Regions from separate parts of the Homo sapiens genome. Here regions 1, 3, 4 and 5 are each linked to region 2. A link is a contact called in ENCODE Hi-C or POLR2A ChIA-PET data. All regions are on one chromosome and are shown on one strand. The core of a region is the stretch at or near the end of the contact, and the rest is flanking DNA. Distances in the headings are between cores, read along the strand shown. Region 1 has its middle 380 kb from the start of ACTL7B. Region 2 overlaps LOC105376208 (a long non-coding RNA gene). Region 3 has its middle 300 kb from the start of ACTL7B. Region 4 overlaps LOC105376214 (a long non-coding RNA gene). Region 5 overlaps LOC105376214 (a long non-coding RNA gene).

The links. Hi-C counts contacts between places; a loop is a spot of excess contacts on that map. ChIA-PET counts read pairs that join two places held with the same protein, here RNA polymerase II (POLR2A). Pooled maps may share reads with other maps.
Region 1: a loop to region 2 is called in a map of ascending aorta, with 5 times the contacts of the local background. The contact joins two enhancer-like sites. A Hi-C loop is called at or near these places in 5 of 168 maps with a recorded cell type or tissue (PC-3, PC-9, ascending aorta and 2 more) and 6 of 50 pooled maps. POLR2A ChIA-PET finds 5 or more read pairs at or near these places in 2 of 52 experiments (MCF 10A and PC-9).
Region 3: a loop to region 2 is called in a pooled map of gastrocnemius medialis, with 5 times the contacts of the local background. The contact joins two enhancer-like sites. A Hi-C loop is called at or near these places in 4 of 168 maps with a recorded cell type or tissue (HCT116, PC-3, PC-9 and 1 more) and 6 of 50 pooled maps. POLR2A ChIA-PET finds 5 or more read pairs at or near these places in 1 of 52 experiments (MCF 10A).
Region 4: a map of posterior cingulate gyrus shows a loop between it and region 2 (4-fold over the local background). The contact joins two enhancer-like sites. A Hi-C loop is called at or near these places in 1 of 168 maps with a recorded cell type or tissue (posterior cingulate gyrus) and 3 of 50 pooled maps. POLR2A ChIA-PET finds 5 or more read pairs at or near these places in 1 of 52 experiments (PC-9).
Region 5: a map of sigmoid colon shows a loop between it and region 2 (28-fold over the local background). The contact joins two enhancer-like sites. A Hi-C loop is called at or near these places in 10 of 168 maps with a recorded cell type or tissue (HCT116, IMR-90, MCF 10A and 7 more) and 7 of 50 pooled maps. POLR2A ChIA-PET finds 5 or more read pairs at or near these places in 2 of 52 experiments (BJ and PC-9).

The regions. Positions count from the first base shown.
Region 1 is chr9:108,476,340-108,480,112 of GRCh38, reverse strand. No RefSeq gene overlaps it. Among named protein-coding and RNA genes, the nearest start is that of ACTL7B, 380 kb to the left of the region's middle. Within about 2 kb of position 1,477, at least 13 of the 41 ENCODE cell types and tissues checked have a DNase peak (open chromatin) inside an H3K27ac peak, as active enhancers do; they include PC-3, PC-9, ascending aorta and 1 more, where a contact is called at or near this core.
Region 2 is chr9:107,748,370-107,752,125 of GRCh38, reverse strand. All of the region lies in intron 1 of LOC105376208 (a long non-coding RNA gene), which reads right to left. Among named protein-coding and RNA genes, the nearest start is that of KLF4, 260 kb to the right of the region's middle. RefSeq lists enhancers at 106-205, 247-974. Within about 2 kb of position 1,290, at least 33 of the 41 ENCODE cell types and tissues checked have a DNase peak (open chromatin) inside an H3K27ac peak, as active enhancers do; they include PC-3, PC-9, ascending aorta and 4 more, where a contact is called at or near this core.
Region 3 is chr9:108,549,963-108,553,714 of GRCh38, reverse strand. No RefSeq gene overlaps it. Among named protein-coding and RNA genes, the nearest start is that of ACTL7B, 300 kb to the left of the region's middle. RefSeq lists an enhancer at 1,965-2,466. Within about 2 kb of position 2,099, at least 6 of the 41 ENCODE cell types and tissues checked have a DNase peak (open chromatin) inside an H3K27ac peak, as active enhancers do; they include PC-3, PC-9 and mammary epithelial cell, where a contact is called at or near this core.
Region 4 is chr9:108,438,733-108,442,378 of GRCh38, reverse strand. The region is part of intron 1 of LOC105376214 (a long non-coding RNA gene); the gene reads left to right. Among named protein-coding and RNA genes, the nearest start is that of ACTL7B, 420 kb to the left of the region's middle. Within about 2 kb of position 2,303, at least 4 of the 41 ENCODE cell types and tissues checked have a DNase peak (open chromatin) inside an H3K27ac peak, as active enhancers do; they include PC-9, where a contact is called at or near this core.
Region 5 is chr9:108,270,611-108,273,959 of GRCh38, reverse strand. All of the region lies in intron 4 of LOC105376214 (a long non-coding RNA gene), which reads left to right. LOC105376212 (a long non-coding RNA gene) reads left to right here. Exons shown (of 3, transcript XR_930235.3): 1 at 1-2,596. Among named protein-coding and RNA genes, the nearest start is that of ACTL7B, 580 kb to the left of the region's middle. Within about 2 kb of position 1,284, at least 17 of the 41 ENCODE cell types and tissues checked have a DNase peak (open chromatin) inside an H3K27ac peak, as active enhancers do; they include PC-9, mammary epithelial cell, prostate gland and 1 more, where a contact is called at or near this core.

The DNA.
Region 1 (3,773 bases), core at 228-2,727, 730 kb before region 2:
ACTTTCTAATAAAATAAGTTTTGTGTTAGATAATTTTGCCCAGCTGTAGGCTAATGTAAGTGTTCTGAGCATGTTTAAAATAGGCCAGGCTAAGTTATGATGTTCAGTAGGTTAGTTGGATTAAATGCATTATCAACTTAGGATATTTTCAACTTATGATGGGTTTATGAGGACATAACCCCATTGCCTAAGTCACGGAATTCTTGTATATGTGTGCGTAAAAATTCAGCTACACTAAATGCAATGTGATATGTTTATTTGGATCCTGGAACGGAACAGGGACATTGGTAGAAAAGCTAATGAAATCTGAATAAAGTCTGGAGTATAGTTAATGTTAACATACCAATGTTGGTTTTTCAGTTATGACAAATGTACCATGGTAATATAAGATGTTAACATTAGGGGAACTCTATATTATGGGAACTCTATACTGGCTGCAACTTTTCTGCAAACCTAAAATACTTCTAAAATAAAATGTTTATTAAAAATATTCATCCATAAGGATCTGCAGTGCAGTGTGCCGTAAGAGCAAAAAGTTGGAAACAACCTAAATATCCAACCACTGACGCTTGCTTAAATAATTTTAATTTTATTCATAGAATGGAATAGCAGATAGTCATCCAAATGATGTTTTAGAATTCTATTTGTTAACAAAGATGTTCATAATATGTAAAGTGAAAAAGCAATTTTCAAAATATTATTATTTTATTAAAATGTGTACATAAAGAGAATTGACAGAATGTACTGAGTCATTGGGATTAAAGGAGATTAAATCTGTGTGTGGATGTGTGTACATATGTTTACTAGTTTTTAAATACAGGGCTTATGTTGGTTTTGTAATAAGAATTTTTAAAGTTTGTTTTTTTTTACTTTGCAAAAGTGAAATGGGTGAGTCAGACTGTTCTGACACAGGGCTGACAGTGATGAGTGTAGTCTCACCACAAACTTGAAAATAAGGGACATCAGATTGCACTCTGGGAATTAGGCTCAGAAATCAACATAGAAAGTATTAGTTTTGAGTGGGGCAAAATCTCTTTAAAGAATCAGAATGACTCACGGGCCAGAATTAGTCCTGGCTACAGCCAAACTTGACATTCAGAAATGTAGTTCAGAATGTGTCTGTCAGAACGGAGTTGGTACGGAACAAACTCAGCTAAAGGAGGGTCACAGAGGGTGCCAGTGTCATCTCAGCAGCCTTATGATGACACATCTGGTCAGACTGGCCTCAGTTTCTCTCTCTCTCTGATAAGTCTGTCCTGCAATGAGACAGAAGTGTCATCTGTTATCCCGCCTCTGACCACTAAACATTTTGATCATCCAGTTAATTCTCTGCCACTAATCAGGGTGAGGCCCACGAAAGAGCCTCTGGTTACTTGACTCTCCCTGTAGGCTGCCCACAGCTGGTCAGGCTGACACGAGCACCCATCCCCTTGACAATGAGTTTCCTCATTGCGAACGAGCAGATTTGGCAGCTAATTTGATGAATGTCTCTGTGCGCATTACTAGTGTGAGTCAGTGCTCTGGGCCCAGTCAAATCTGTAGCTCTGACAGGAGGAATTTATGAGCCTGTGAGGGGAAGGGCCAGAACATGGACCCTGTGAATTGCCCATAATAACGGTTCCCTTTGGGTCTTGTCAGGCACCCCCTTGGCCTCTTCTCAAAGATCCAAGCGGCATTTCCCCTGGGATGTAGTGGCTCACTCATTTCGTTTATAATGCTTCTCCCAGCCCAACCATCTGGCATTGGGAAAACCTGCCTAGTCCCCTTGGGTTAGGGCAGCAGAGTCCAGTGAGATGAGTGAGTCCTACAGGAACCTGGTAAAATAACTCAGATAAACATGGGAACCCAACAAACTTCCACCGAGGGTTGAATAGTTCCCAGACATCAAGCTTGGTGGAGATCCTTCATGTTCACTGTTCATGATGGCTCTGTCGTGGCACGAAAAGCATTAGACATGGAGTCATCAGATTTTGTTTCTATGGCTTTGGCCTAATTATCTGGGTGACTCTGCACCAGTCAATGTTTTGACGTCTTGACCATAAAATCAAGGATAGCAATACCTACCACACAGCATTGTTATAAGTTCAGTTGCTATGATGGATAGTACAGCACAATAGAAACTAGAAAGAAATGTACAAATAAAAAGTACAGTCATGTGCCACATAATGATGTTTGGTCAACTGTAGACTGCGTATGTGACAGTGGTCTCACAAGATTATGATGGAGCTGAAAAATTCCTGTCATCGAGTGACAGTATAGCCATCATAATTACTCACATGTTTATGGTGCTTCTGAGGTAAGCAGCGACGTGCTGTACAGGTTTGTATCCCAGGAATAATAGGCTATGCCATATAGCCTAGGTGTGTAGTAGCTTATACCATCTAGATTTGTGTTAAGTGCACTTTATGATGTTTGCACAACCATGAAATCACTTAACGACAATTTCTCAGAACATATCCCTGCTGTTAAGCAACGTGTGACTGACTGTATTGTTATTTCTCTTTTCATGAGTCATAATTCAAATGTGTGTGTGTGAGCAATTTTTTGAAATGCAAACAAATTGGAAAGTTTTATGTCCTGGAAAGTGGAGAGCTGATTTAGTTTCTGATCGGGTATGGAAATACATCAATTACTAAAGAGATAGCAAGCAATTCCTTAGTGTGCATAAAACTTCATAATTGAATATTTAACTTATATTAAGTATCCAATAACTGGGTTTTGTTCTGAATGCTAGCATTGCATCCAGATTCGATTCTACATAGTGTTTTTAAGATGCAGTTTCACCAAAGAGATTCTTTTGCTGCCATAATTCCAAAGCCCTGGTTAAGGCCTCTCCAATCTAGGAGCCCCTGTAATTCTTATGATTTTGTCTGCACTTAGAGACGTGTTGATTCTCTTGTCGGGCCCATGTCCTACATCTTGTATATTATGTTCACTTATGATTGTTCCACGGCCACACAGGGTTCAGCAGGAGAAAGACCCTGGAGTTGTAGTCAAAAGACCCTCAATGTGTGCATATCTCAGATTCCTATCTATAAAATGAGATAAATGATTTACTTTGCATGATATGGTTTAAATGGAACACTGAATTGTTATTGGATTCTTACTTTGTTCCATAAAACTGTAACACTCATCATTTTATTCTTATTTCAAAGACCGAGACATTGTGTAGGGCAGGTAGACCTCCTAACCTAGACCATGTGATGCTAGGCCACCATCCTGGTGAGGCTTTGGGGCTTGGACTTGTCCATCAACAGAACATTTCCTGCTGGTTGAAGCAACTGCTTCTATTCTGGAAGAGCTCTGGTTCTGATATTCTTTCTATAAATAAGAATGACTAACACTGATGGAGCACTTACTCTGGGCTAGTCATTGTTCTAAGAACTTTATATAAATTAGTTCACTTAATCCCCACAACAGCCCTATAAAACAGGTACTCATTTTCCCCCGCCAACGTTTTTTTAGAGAAAAGGAAATAAAAACAGACAGTTGGTCACTTGCTCACCCAAGAATTAAGTGGAGAATCTGGGATTTGAACACAGACCTCCACTGTACTATATGGCCCTGTATGAAAAAGAGTATTTGTCCCTATCATTGGACAGATGAGCACAGAAGAATGCTAAACACTGGTCTTTCATTAGTAGACCCTGTATTTAACACACACTAAGTTTTACTCTACTGCACAAGCCCAAATGGCTTCCTTGTGGATCCTGGTTTTTCCAGATACCATATGAAGGGGTTTGATAAAGTAGTTTCTAAAAGACTTTCATAGC
Region 2 (3,756 bases), core at 41-2,540:
TTCTCAGGCACCTGTGCCCTGCAGGGAGGGCCTGGGTCAGAAGCCGATGAAAATAACTTTGCAGCTGCCAGGACTAGTCCAAAGTCCCCAAGCGCAGTGACAAGTGAATCACCTCAACGAACGCTTAGTCACTGCAAGGTACTTTCCACACAGACACATGGAGATGGTTACCAAAGAAATGTCTGCTGGCTGCTCTCACATCAGCTCAAAGAAAATGTTGTTGTAACCTTTACTTTGGAGGGGGAAAAAATAGCATCACTTTCCCTTTTCCTTTCCTTTTCTTTTTTGGAGAGAGATTCATTGGCAACATTGTTGAAGTGGTTGTTTTTATTTACCCTGGAGAAAGTTTCCAGATAGCTCTGAATCCAGAGCTTTGTATATGTAGCAGTCCCTTCAAGTCTTAAGCTCTTAGTGTCTAAGTGTGTAAACAACCCCCTTAGAGGAGACTGTCACGGACCATCCAGATCACAGGGCCTCCCATGAAGCTCCCTGATGGCAAGCAGAGTCCTCCAAGCTTTTAAAAGTCAGAGATGGGAGGTCCAAATCCCTCTGCCCTGTATTATCAGTATAGCCTCAGGGCAAAGGGTTCCAACTTCCTGAGCCCCCTACTTCTTTATTAATAACAATGAAGCTTCATTATGTGTACCCACAAGGTGGTTGTGAGAATTAGATGAGGTGGTGTGCAGAAGCATCCCCAACAATGCTTGGCATTCTCATAGTAGTTGATTAGTTAAAGTAAGTTAATCTCTCCTTCTCTCTCCTGATTCTTCCTTTGTTATTTCTCTTGCTGCCTTTCTCTTTTTAAACTCCCTCTCTTCCTTCTCTTTTCTTCCTTGCCAAACTTAATCAACCCTCATTCTCTCCTATTCTCTCCTTTCCTCTCTGCTGTCTGCGTGTTTTTTTTTCCTTCCTTTTTTGCCTTGTTTTCAAGCCTCACCCCCCCCCCCCCCGCCTCCACACACACACACACACACACACTCACAGCCATCTCTCTGGCTGGTACAGCTTTGGCATAAAGCTATTGAAAGCCAGCCAAATTCTGGTTAAAAACACTGCAATTCTTGGCCAGACTTTCTCTCCTTACAAATGAGGGTGATGTTTCAGGCATGGGAAGTCTTCCCATCCATTTAGGCCCCAGGGAAAAAAATAGCAACGCCTCAGTGTGTGGCCTTAGGTGGACAGCGAAGTGGGGCTCTGGGTATTGACAGAAATAAATCTGGTGTTTCTGAAAATTGTGAAACATGCGCAGTGAATGTGTCATCCCAGCAAAAGTGAGTCAGCTCCTAGGCCGGGGCCCAAATCTGGCCGCATTTGCTTTCTAAATAGAAAGTGTATTCCTGGCCAGCCCAACTTAGCAAATCAGCGGTCAATGAGAGTGGAAAGACAGGCAGAAAAAGAGACATGCAAATGTATACTTTGCAAGAAGGTTACTGGAAAAATCAAATTCTCTCTCTGTGATTTTAAAAAAAATCATTCATTTTCTTCTTTTCTTTCTATCCTGATATCTGCATCAAACTTTCCTTTTCATCATTATTTTACCCCTTCTGGAGTGGCCTTCAAAACTAGGAACACAGCAAAGTTGCAACAAAGCAGCCTGGAGTAATTGGGTGCTGTAAACTTTGGGGTGAGACTGACCTGAGTTCAAATTCTGACCCCACCTTCAACAAGTTCTGTGTGTGTTGTGTTGTGTTGTGTTGTGTGTGCATGTGTATGTGTGTGTGTGTGTGTGTGTGTGTCCTTGGGAAAATTTCTAACCTCTCTGAAGATTTAGTATCACTTTAACCAAATGGGAGAAATCCAGTGGAGGGTAAAGTAGGTAACATCAGCAGTGCCTAGTTTATGGCAGGTGTTTGTCATCTCTGAGTCACCTTTCTCTTTTTTAGGAAGGGAAGTATGAGGAACTCTGATGCCTCTTCACTCCCTAGTTCTCTGTCCACATGGGGTTATCTCTTTTAGAGGGTGTGAGCACCCAGAATATGGGAGCAGCAGCTTTGCCTCTTCCACTCCAGACATAGAATTTGGAGAAAAGAAGCAACACCAGGCTCAGGGCCTTCTGCGCCAGCATCATGGACAGGCAGGGCTCCCCTGCATCCCTGGCAAGCCCAGATGCTAGAATCATGTGGCCTCCACTCTGCCAGAGGAAGTGATGCAACTGCCCATTGGCTTTGGGTCAGCGTAGAAGAAAGTGTCCTGTTACAGCGTGGGCGTGGCTGGCTTCAGGGCTCCAGTCTGGTGCCCTGTTCCAAACCCACAGCAGAGGGGCAAGCAGGAGATCCTGCCTTTGTGCATAGACTGCCTGCTGTTTACCCAGCTTTGTGTACCACTATCCGGGCCCTAAAAAGGGCCCAGCCAAGCAAGTCATCTCTGGCCCTTGGCCTCTCCCTTCTCTCTGCTCCAGCTCACAAATTGCCCTCACTACAAACACCTGTTTCCTTTCTCCCAGACCCTGTGGGGTCGAGCTAGTCTATTGACCTCATATGCATGGCAGGGATATAATTGAACTCAATTATAGTAACTACATCCATTAAAAACCTATGTAATGTTCATTAAGCCGCCTAGGTAATATGCAATTAATGGCATTACCATATGAATTGTGCATTGGGTCAATAATATGCAGATTATATGTAATGTTCAGTGTATGTATTAATTACAGCACATGCTGGAAAAGCACAGCACTCCAAGCTTGCAGGTCTGTCCCAGTTAGAAACCCTTTTGATCTCATACAAATCCTATTATAGAAGAGCCTTTTCATTAATTGGAACATTTGCTTTTTGGCTCTTTACACAAAGATGACTATTGGAGAGAAAGGACTCTGAAGAGCTGGTTAGCGCTAGAGTTGGGTAAACTTGAGAAGCCTGTATTGGAGCTACTGCTGGAGAAGAGCCATGACCTTCAGGGCAGAATTCAGGCTTCAGAGTTCTGACCTAGCCTTTGCCTGTAATTTTTCTGCCAATCACTGCCATCTCCAATGGGATGTCCGTCATCTGGGAAATGGACATAATAGGCCTTGATGATGCCTACGTCACCAGTACATTACATAGATTCTCTCACGAGGGAGACTAACATCCTTTGGAAAGGCAGAGTGGTAAAGGCATTAAGCATCATTTCCATGAAGCTCCCAATGGAAAATTTCTTCACTAAAAAAAAAGAACCTGCTCCAGTCCTCCCAGCCTGACCTTCATGTGGGTAGGTTTGTCCAATAATGCTCAACCTTAATGAGAGAGCACCAGTGATGTCCACCCTTTAAGTGGGGTTCTCTCATAGTTTCTCTTCAGAGTATATTACTGGCATTGCCAGGGTCCTGGAGTTACCATCTCTGTTTTAAAGAATTTGGAAACAGAGGCCCTGGTGAACGAAGAGAGTTGCCCAAGTTCATGTCAGAGAGTGTCCTTGACATGAAGGAGATGACAGAGGATGGACAGAGAGATGTGCATCTCAAGTCCTTGTAACTGGCTTCTGACTCTGCACCCAGCCTTCACCTCCTCAGCTGACACGAACAAATTTCTGAACACTCACACCCATCTCGTTCTTCTTCCTGTTGTTGACTATCAGGAAAGCCCTGGTCATCTGACCTCCAAACCATCTGGCAGTCCACACTCTGCTCTCCGTATAACATTCATTTGAGCATTTGGTGAATGCCAACTCGAGACCAGGCACTGTGCTACACATGGGCTAAAAACATGAGGAACTTATGGCCCTGCTTTCAAAGAGCTCAGTGACAGTCTTGGTTCAGGCCTTGACCCCCTGTTCCTGAAA
Region 3 (3,752 bases), core at 850-3,349, 800 kb before region 2:
AAAGATAATTTTGATGAACTAGGCAGAAATAAACCAGAAGCATATGGTTTAAATTGTACTTAACAGAGACATGTGTTTCCATCTGGCCATTCTGGGGAATGTGACCAGTTGTCCTAATGGTTAGTGAGCACTCCTGGGGCTGGCTGACAGAAACCTCAATGAATGGGTGCAGGTGCGTGCAAAGGGACATTCTGAATATGGATACCCATGTGTGTGCACGTGTGTACACATCATGCTGAGACAACTAACACTTGCTAATCATTTGCCTGGGGGTAAATAGTCTTCTTTTACTTCCACCTGTCAAAGCCTATTTCTTCATCAAGGTTTCAATCAAATGTGTCCACTGAGAAAGCAGCCCCAACCTCCACCCTCTCTTCCTCCTTTCCCATTTCCCTGTTAGAATTAGCACTTCCTTTTTTTCACTCCTAAAAGTCCAACTTGGCTTATAGTTGTCTCTCACAAGATTGTGTGCTCTTGAGGTAAGAATTGTTTGTTTGTTTTTCTCTTTATATTCTTTTTGCCTTGTTTAGTACTTAGTACCAGGTAGGTGCTAAAAGCAATGTACTGAATGTGGCAAAACAACCAAATTGTTCTGGTAACAGTGACTAAGTGATAAGGGTTTAATTTTAAACACCTCACCTGTGTCCAAGAAGGCTCTTTTTTAAACATTTGCATGTCTCCCTGATTGAGATGAGGGTCCCTTATATTTAGAAAGGCTCTTCCTTTCCATTCCTGGGCTTGAAGAGAACGCTGGTTTCTGGTTGTGCTAACTGTTCTTCCCTTTAGTAGACAGTCAACAGCCTTGCGTTTTTAGCAGTAACTCATAGACACGCCTACGTACCTGCTTAGCTTGACATATGACTCACTGGGGCTTGGGCCAACATGTTGTCAGGCTAAGGGCCTGTTTTTGTGAACGTGGACTTGGATGTGGGGTGGGAGATGAGGAGGCAGACTTTTGACGTTGCCTGGCTGGGTGAACTTGGGGCAAGACCCTGAATCAGGTACCATCAGAGGTCATCTAGTCCAGCTGCTTCACTGTTCAAATGGGAAGGCCAAGGCCCATAGGGGAAGTACCTGGCTCAAATCCATGTGGCTTATTACTGTCAGAGCTGGCTTCCAACTAACCCTTTTGTTCCCAGTCTAAGGTTCTTTAAAATTACCTAATTAATTAATTAACTAACCAAACATTACTGAGGTCTGCCATTCATCAGGACTTCTCCCAGGTGCTGGGGGACGTAGTATGACTCAGGCATCCTCCCTGTCCTCTCGATCCTGCAGTGCAGTGGAGGCAGAGTGTAGCAAGAAGGGTGCAAACTTGGGCTTCATGTAGATTTGGGTGGGAGTCTCTCTTCTGCCTTTTTCTCACTGTGGGAATGAGAAAAATGAAATGCACATGTTGGCCCTTAAAGCTGTTGCGAAGCTTTAATGAGATAATTCACATAGAACCCTTCACATATTCCTTGGCATATAGTAAATGCTCAATAATAGGTAGCTATTAGTATTATAATGGAGACACTCAGCCCTCGGACCAATCAACTGCCTCAGTTACCTTATTTGAAAAGCGTAGGAAGGCATGTAAAATATTTGCAGAAAATTTGACCTCAAAAAAAGAATACAAGGTTAGCTCGCTTGCCTCAGATAGGGTAGACTGTAATCTGTATACAAAAAAGAAAGGTAATCTGCTTTTTTTTTTCCTCAAAACTGGGAGAGGAAAAGAGAGAATGTGATGATCAGATGAAAAAGAATTTCATTTGTGAGGTGAGAGCTGCATGCATGTTAGGCTATATGCAACTCCTGCCACATTCGCTTCAGACTTTTCAGAGAGAGCCATCATTTCTTTCATAAATAGAAGCCACCTTCCCATTACCCAGTTGACTATGGACCCAGCCCTGCCCTGATTTGGCCACCTCTGGGGCTCCCCCGGAGCCAGGCACAGGCTCTAGGCTGCGTCTCTGACTGGCTGGCATAAGCGGGTCACTGCCTTCAAGGCACTTTTCCGTTTTCATTTATGGACAGAGTCCCATGGGGTGCAAGTCACCCTGGTTTCATGCAGTGTTGCAATCGAAACTATTGAATCTCAAAATGGAATATAATTAAGGCTGGGTTAATAAAGCGTGTTCCACTTGTAGCCAGCAAAGGGTGTCATGTTTCTCCTTGCAGCTTTAGGCAAGGAAACTTAATCTCCAGCTTTGTCAGGGCAGACTGAATCAGAGATGTGTCATCGAGCGGAAAGCTTCTTTTACTTCTTGCAGTCACTACATGGCCAGCCTCATCTCTGTGGATTTATACTGAGCACACAGAATCCAGCCCGTGGCAAGGGCCCCAAGGAAAGGCCAACGCTGCAATATCTTTGAAGACTAATCTGCCTCTGTGTAGGAGGAATTAGGGGACGTTTGCTCTATGCTGGGTCCTGAAACTGATCCTGGAGATAGTACCCCTCAAGTATAGGAGTTGTCAAGGGCACAGGGATGGATGGCTGTGAGCAAAAATGGGATATGGTGTTTTAGACAGTAGGGCTTGAGAGCAGCATGAAGGCTTCGCAGCCTTTGTCTTGCCTTCCTTGCTGCTTTGTGTCCTTTTTCTTTCTTCTTTTCTTCTAGCAACATTGTACTACTCATCCTTCAGCACTCAACATGGCAAGCTTCCCTGACACTCCCAAGCAGAGACTACTGATGCTCATTAAGACCCTCTTAGCACTGAAGCCCACTGTATTATCAATATTGAACATGAATAGCCATTTATTTTGCTTATGATAATCTTTGCTGGGCTCTTTGCCGGGCATTTATATGTTATCTAATCCCATCACCTTGGCGTCCCCTTTAGTATGGACAAGCAAACTGAAGCTCAAAGAGGATGAGTACATTTCCTAGGGACACATAGTGAATTTACTCATCCAACGGATATTTATTCAACTCCTGCTACATGCCAGGTACTGTTTTAGACCCTGGAGATACATCCCTGAACAGACAAAGATGTCTGTCCTCATATAATTTTTATTCTTGTGTGTGTGTGTGTGTGTGTGTGCACGTGCGTGCGTGCATGCATGTATATGTGTATAAACAATAAAGAGGTAAAATATGTAGAATGTTAGAAGGAGATAAGTACTATGAAAAAAATGCAAATGTAAGGCTGAGCTGGAATTTGAACCCAGGTCTGCTTTACACCTAGCGTGCTCCTCACCACTCAGTTATATTGCCTGTGGTTCTCAGATCTTCTTGTAATTATCTATTGACTTGCCAGCCTCTGCCTCCTAAATTGTAAATTTATCTGGGGCAGGGCCTTTCCTATTAATCAGTTGTCCATCCTGGCATGAAGCTCAGTGGCTGGCACAGAGTCAGCATCCAGTGAATGCTTGTCCAGCATGTGAACAAATGAGTGGCCGTATGATGACACAAGAACTTGCTGAAAAGCAGTAATTTCCCAGGAGGCTGGCCAGTCCTGGAGGCCTGACTCTGCCGCAAATGTGTCCTGTTACCTCAGGCAAGTGTTGGAGCCCATAAAATTTGCAGAATGGGAAAAAATAATGACTGTTTTTGACTTCGTTGTAGCTTGGTCATGAAGATTAATGAGACAGTGCTCAGAGACATCCGCTTCTTTAAGGACAGGGACTTGTGTTATTCCCAGGGGTGTGCTCACTGTTCAGAAGGCCAGCAAGGATCTGCCATGGTGTTTTCAGGAGGGATTGGTCCTATAGAAATGAGTTTTGTTTTACTAAAAAGTTTCAAAGAAGATTTTATGAGCTGCCTCTTCTA
Region 4 (3,646 bases), core at 1,054-3,553, 690 kb before region 2:
TAAGGTGGGAAGTTTTCGTATCAGAAATTCTAGGCAATGAGAAAGACTGCAGTTGAGCTTAAAACTTGTCCTTGAGCATCCTGAGATCCCAGTAGAAAAGAGAAACACAATGTGCTGTATTGCTGTTATTACATATAGAAAGAGAACACTCCAGAAGACTTTTTTCCCTCATAACATTAAGGGAAATTAACTCTATGGATATTTATATGACTCCATGAGAAACACAGTGGAAAATGCCTTCACCTGCAGCTCACACAAGAGGAATTCCTTCAACAAACATTTTAAAAAATCTCCTATAAGTTGGACACTGTATTAAGGATTAGGACAAAGATGAGTAAGATAAGACCCTACTTTCAAGAGACTTCACAATCTGCTAGCAGAGAAAAGCAGTACACAACTAACTAAATGGGCAGAAGCCTTCTTAACAGATGTTTGTTGTAGTTACCCTAATAATAACTGGAGGCATAGAGATCCCTTGAAGACATCTCTATGAGGAAGTGAAATGCAGAATATGTATGTAGGTTGCATTTTGAGATTAATACTTCCTGCTCAGTCCTTATTTTTTAAAAATCACATAGATCAACAAATATTTATGCATATTATAATGCTTAATAATGAAGGGATTCATGTCCTATTAATTTCTGTTTGAATTTCTCTTAATTCTTTCATTTAAAATCTGTGCACATTGTGTAATTGCTGTTCATAATAAGAATATGTGTGCTTTAAAAGCTTATAAATATTATCCATACGTGGAGACATCTTTTCCAACTATAGACCATTAGGAAGTAAACCTAATAATAAATTGTCTGGCCTTAGAAAACATGGTTAGAGTGAAAAGTCCACATTTTGTTCCTGTAATTTGTAACGCACTCAGAAAATACCAAAGCTGGCTCAGAACCAGCTGACGAGCCCTCCAGCACTGGATTCATAATGGGGAGCCTATTTTTCTTTTATTACTGGTAACTGGAAAAGCCTAGCAACTATTTTCCATTGACATTCCCTCCAGGATGGAGAGCTTGTTTTTCCTAGATTTTTGTGTATTTTTAGGCAGTCATCTTGGGCAGTCTGGCTTTGTATCAAAAGTGTTATTAATTGAAGAGTTTCTCCTTTGGGCTATTGGGTAGAAAAATACAGTCTCTGTATCTTCATGTCTATTTTGGGGGTCATGGCTTGTTCCAGTTCCCCATCTTTTTGCAAAGCGGCTGTTCTTTCATCTTATCCCTGTAGTGTGCCTGGAGAAAGAAAGAAACAGAATCCCAGAGCTATGATCACCCTTCTAAAAGTCTTACTTGGAAGTGGCAAAAGTGGCAACTTTGGGCCTCTGAATTCCTTTTCTAGAATTTATGGAAAATAGAAAAAATCGTTGATGGAAAAGCAGAAGGTTGATTAGTAGGCAAAGAAGGATGGTGGTCTCCACCTTCAGGATGACCACTGTATGCAGCTTTTGGGAGATTTTAATTATACTTGACTTGATCTCTGCCTGGAGTTCTCCATTGCATAGTTCTCCTCTTCTTACAAGCAAAACATGCTTGCACTTAGTTTGGGTTCAAAAAACATTTTTACAAGTCCTTTGTCCTATGCATGGGTTTTCCTCCTTTTGCTTGGTACTATAAAGCAAAGCAAGCTTAGTTATCAAGGAGAGATGGGTTTGATACTTTATCGTTTAAAAACATCATTTAGCAATTTGGAAAGTACTGGGCTAGCACCTAGGCCTCTCACTTATGTCTCACATGAACACCCTGGGAAGTGAACTAACGGATTGATAGCCTGTAGGTCACTTGTGTTATGGTAGGCATGTTAATACATTATTTCATTTAGTTCTCTTGACCAAAGTGCAAGAAGAAAATGATTACTTCATTTTCTAGTAACAGATTTTAGAAGTCAGCTAACTTGTGAAGGTCACACTGTTGGTAGTAGGGAAGCAAGGGATGGTCTGAAGTTGGTATAACTCCAAAGCCTGGTACTCCATCCTATTTACCAGCACACCATAACATATTTCAGAGAGTAAGGGATAGTGACATAATCCCTTAATAGTTTTTCCTGAAAGGATTCTTTTCACAGCTTAGGATTATCATCAGTTGAACAGAGTTTCAGGCTATAGCCCGGCATGCATCTTCTGAGGAAAACAGTGATTCACCCAGTTATATTATTCAGGGAGACTAAGAATATGAGGCATGAGTGGACGTGAAATTCCTTTTCAATGAAGCCAGAGATGTCAGAGGAAAAAGTTGTTAATGACATTTCATAATACTTTATACACAGTGTACTTATCTGATTTTAAAGTTCTCTTGTCCTAGTTAAGAAGACAAAATAAGGGGTGTGATGCCCACATAGTTTCACTTGAAAAAGAGACACATAATGAAGTCAAACCTTTGAGGAATTCACTGATATGGCTTGTTGGGAGTGGCCGCTTTTCAGTTGAGGACATCATGATTCAAGTGGGGAGTTTAGAGGCCAAGATCTGGGCTTCTGAGAGTTTAACTGTTGCGCTCTGTAGAAAGTTATTTTGCTAAAAAGGCTTATTTCCTTTCATTGATAATAAAAATATTGTTAAACTCTAGTCATAAGTAAAAATTCTAGGGCATCCTGAATTATCAGTCAGCATGTATGTATCCTAGGGTTTTGTTCAAAATATTAAATATCTGCTTTGGCGTGGCCACTGACCATTAGCGTGGACTCAGGCTTTGGAGTTGGGGCTGAGTTGGGGAGGACCCTTTCCCTGTACAGCTTTAACCCTTTAGGAGCTTGACTATGGGAAGTTCTGGGGGGTCCCAAGGAAGGGACCAAGGTGTCCAGAATAGCAGAAAGGATCTATGGGACAATTTATCAACTGAAAAAAAGGTTCAACATTTTAACAATGGCTACTGTCTCACTAGCGTGTATGAGATGAATATCAGATCTGTGTACATCACAAGCAATGTAATATAGTAATAAATTCCTACATACACCAGCCACTATGGGGCTAAACAAGAGAGACCTTGAAACCAATGTGAAACTCCTTTTATGGAGTATTTTCTAGAAATATTAACATCTAACACTGGAAAGATAATATAATTGAATAATTAGGAATAAAGGCTCTGGGGTTAGGCTGCTTGCGTCTATTAATTTCCTGTGGCTCCTGTAACAAATTATCACAAACTTAGTGGCTCAAAACAACACAACACACAATTATTCTCTCACGGCTCTGGAGGTGAGAAGTTTCAAATCATGATGTTGTCAGGGCTGCATTCCTTCTATTGGCTTCATGGCAGAATCAATCTCTCTTGCCTTTTCGGCTTCTAGAGACCATCTGCATTCATTCCTTGACTCAGGTACCCTTGCTTCTATCACTCAACTTCTTGCTTCTGACATCACTTCTCATATTACTGACTCTGACTTTCTTGTTTCTCTTATAAGGACCCTTGTGATTACATTGGATCCACCTAAATAATCCAAGGTACTCTTCCCATCTCAGGATCCATAATTTAGTCACATCAGCAAAGTTACTCTTGCCATAAAAGATAACATATTCATAGATTCTGGGGACTCAGTCATAGGTATCTTTGGGAGCCCATTATTCTGTCTACCAAAATGGATTCCCACCCTGGCTTTGTCACTTTTTAGCTTTGTGATCTAGTGAGTAGCTATAAGGCAAGTTACTCATTCT
Region 5 (3,349 bases), core at 35-2,534, 520 kb before region 2:
ACTGATATGGAAACTGAGGCCCAGCAAGGGAAACTAATGAACATCCCATCAAACACCAAGGGAGGGGCTGAACCAGGATGGAAACTTAGCTCTGGCCAAACCATCATTCTAGACAGTTATTCCTAGAGTTAAAAAAAAGAAGAAATTTCACAGAATTCCCAGGTTTGCAGAAAAGCCACTGATTGAGCTGCTGTGTTTGTGTCCATGCAAGCAACTGCAGCCACCTCTACAATTCAGTTTAGTGACTTTATTTATTTATTTATTTAGGCAACCTGGCCATTCAACATCTGCCTCTTGGAGGGCCCTGTGGAAAACTGTGTGGCCATAATGTGAGCCACTCCCAAGAGAAAGGTTCTTAGTCAGCAAAGGTGGTCACGCTAGTTGGAAGAGTCAAAAGGAATTAAACTCCTGTCCCATGATCTTTAGATCTAACAGAGGCACTGGTTCCCTCTTTCAAAGCTTTTTGTAGGAAGGCCTGTCATTTGTGAGGCTCTCTGGCTTCAGGCTTCTGCCTATCTTCTGCGAGGCACTGAATCCCAAAAGAAGTGGAAAGTGGTTGGTCGGGGACAGTGGTGTGCTGGTAGACCCGCTCTCTGGGGGATGGTAAAGGAAAGCCTTGGTTTCCTGCATTTGCCCGATATCTGTGGTGCAAATACTTTCCCCATGGTGGCTTTCAAGCTACCAAGGATTCACAACCGGCTCACAGAATTCCTGAAAATTTAACAATCCACTCTCATGCGCCTGCTGCAGCCATTTCCAGCCCACCTCTGTAGCTCTCTAAACAGCAGGGCCTCATGGATGAGACTAGAGAGGGGAGATGTAGCTGGCTCTGTTTAATTCTGTGAGGTCAAACCACACCTGGGAGGGTGTGTCTGGTTTCAAAGCCTACATTGTAAGAGGAACATAGGCACACTGAAAATTGTTTGATTTGGGCAAGAAGCAATTTCGTCTGAAAAGCCCACCGGGAGACCTATTGCTGGAATGAGAATCCAGGGGAAGAAAAACACAGGGTATCCTGGCCATTGTTTCCAAATCTCTGTGGGGCTGTAAGGTACTTTTCCTGAGGCGTGGAATCTGAACAAATGGGTTGGGGAGGCGTCTAGAACCGGGATGCTGATTTCAGCTCAACCTAGGACTTTTCCGATAAAGCCACCCAGAGAAAGGCAGAGCTGCCTGGCACCATGAGGAATGCCATCACTAAAAGAATAGCATAAAGAACATAGGGCACCCACTAGGTGGGGCTGTGACCGTGGGGACTCCAGGGGCCCCTTCTAGTTCCTGGGGTCTGATCCTGCAATGGACTCTTCTTCCTTTTCCTAGGTAGCCAGTTTTATCTTCTCACTTTCCACTCCCCTTTTCTCTTTCTCCTCTTTCCTGGGCTCTTTTTCTTAGCTGCCTTTAGCCTCTTTACTGGGTTGATCTTCCTTCTGGGACATTGACCTCTAGAGCTTCCTGCACAGAGCGGACTCAGCCCCTTCTCTTTCTCAGGACCCACTTACACCCCCGGGGGAGAGAGCAGGGGCCCTCCTTGTCTTATTTTTCCTTGCTTTCTCTTCTCTCTTCCAACATTCTCAGCTCCACATTTGTGATTGAAGAAGGGCAAATAAACAAATTGAAACTGAAACTGAGCATTGGCCATAAAGTGAGGACATCTGGGAGGCTTGTAAGGAAATTTACATGCTTGCCTGGTTTCAGGTTGCATATTTTGTGTTGCCTGGTAACAAGCCCAGCGTTCCCTTTCATGCTTTATTCTCCTCCTATCCCCTGTTTATAGTGTAATTACCACTGTGACATCATAATCCCTCATTGAACAGCTGTCAGGGGGGCCCAACTGCTGAGTAAACAGGGCTTTATAATCTCTCCTCCCATGGGCTGGTTTACTAAATAGATCAATATTTGGTTTGTAGGCACAGAGATTAGGAGGTGGAAATGTCTTTTGAAAAAGCCCAATCTCTTCCCAGGGCCCTGAGTGCACCTGAGAATGCTGAAAAGAAAAGCCAAGTTCACGGACAAAAAAAGAATCACCCAAGCTGCTTTCACCTGCCTGCGATTTCCCAGGAAGCCAGTTTGTCTTTAAGAAGTGAGACCCATTTGAGAATGAGTAATGTCTTAGGCTCTTTAGTCTAATGCTTAGAGAATTCCACTTTCTTCTTTCGCTCGGCCTCCCCCTGAGCTCCCCTTTCTCTGTCCCCAACTCCATTTTATTTAATCTTTCTAAATGGATATTGTAGCCTCAGGGACTAAAAGAATGACACATGGATAAACAGGAACTAAGCTCCTAAGCTTTTCCCCTACCTGCCATCTTCCTCACCACGCATGAGGATTAGAAGCATCACAAAGAAAGCAGTCTCGGAAGTTTGTCAAATAGAGATTTCTGGGTGATGGTTTGGGAAAGGATGATTTAGATCGTGCCTCTCCTGGGTCGGGAAAGTGACTGAAACACATAACAGCAGAGAACTTGAAGTGCTGGTTTGAGCTTCAGGAGATGTGAGTTCTAGCCCCAGTGCTGCCTGTGATTTTCTCTGTGACCTGGGACAAGTCCCTTGTGGATACGACAGGATATGCGGGCTACAGGGATCTCTGAGGCTTCTCCCAGGTAGGCAAAGTGGAGTGTCAGACTAAGCTGGGCTCAAAAGTTTGTCCTGACACTAGTTAACAGCAAAGTCTTCAAATCACAGGCAACTCTTAAGAGTTGCACTTGCTTCGCTGTAAAAAACGGGAGAATTAATGAATCACTGTGAAGACTAAATGAGATAATGGATGGGGCACACCTCACTGGGTGTGTGATACTTGGTAGGTGTCTTTTTAAAGCATAATTCCTATAAAAACCAAAACTATGGTTTAAAAAAAGGCTTGGAGGTAAAAATTAGAAGGAAAGGAAAGTAAAAGAATAATAACAATCAACACCAGTGTAAGCCATTCACAAGACACAAAGTCCCTTTCACGTATATGATCTTAGGTAATCTGGGCAACAACCTTGAAGAAGAGAAAAGCACCACATTTATTGATCTCTTTGAGTGGGCCATTCACTGTCCTAGTTTTTCACAATCATCTTGGTGGGTAATTTTCCTATTTTGAAGGCCAGGGTCCAAGATTACCCAACTGGTGAGTGTTGGAGCCAGCTCGGGTGATTTTGGTTTGAAACCTCTAAATCCCATGACACAGAAGTGGCAGGATCAATGTGGAAAGCAAGGCAGCAAAATGATGAGGTACTAAAAACTAATGACCTAGATGAAGGAAAGAAATATTTACACAACATCATATGCTTCTTTCACAGTTGTCATGCAACATCATAGTACTTTGCTGATTCAGTCATTTCACAGAGTAATTAGCGTCTGTCTCTGAAAAA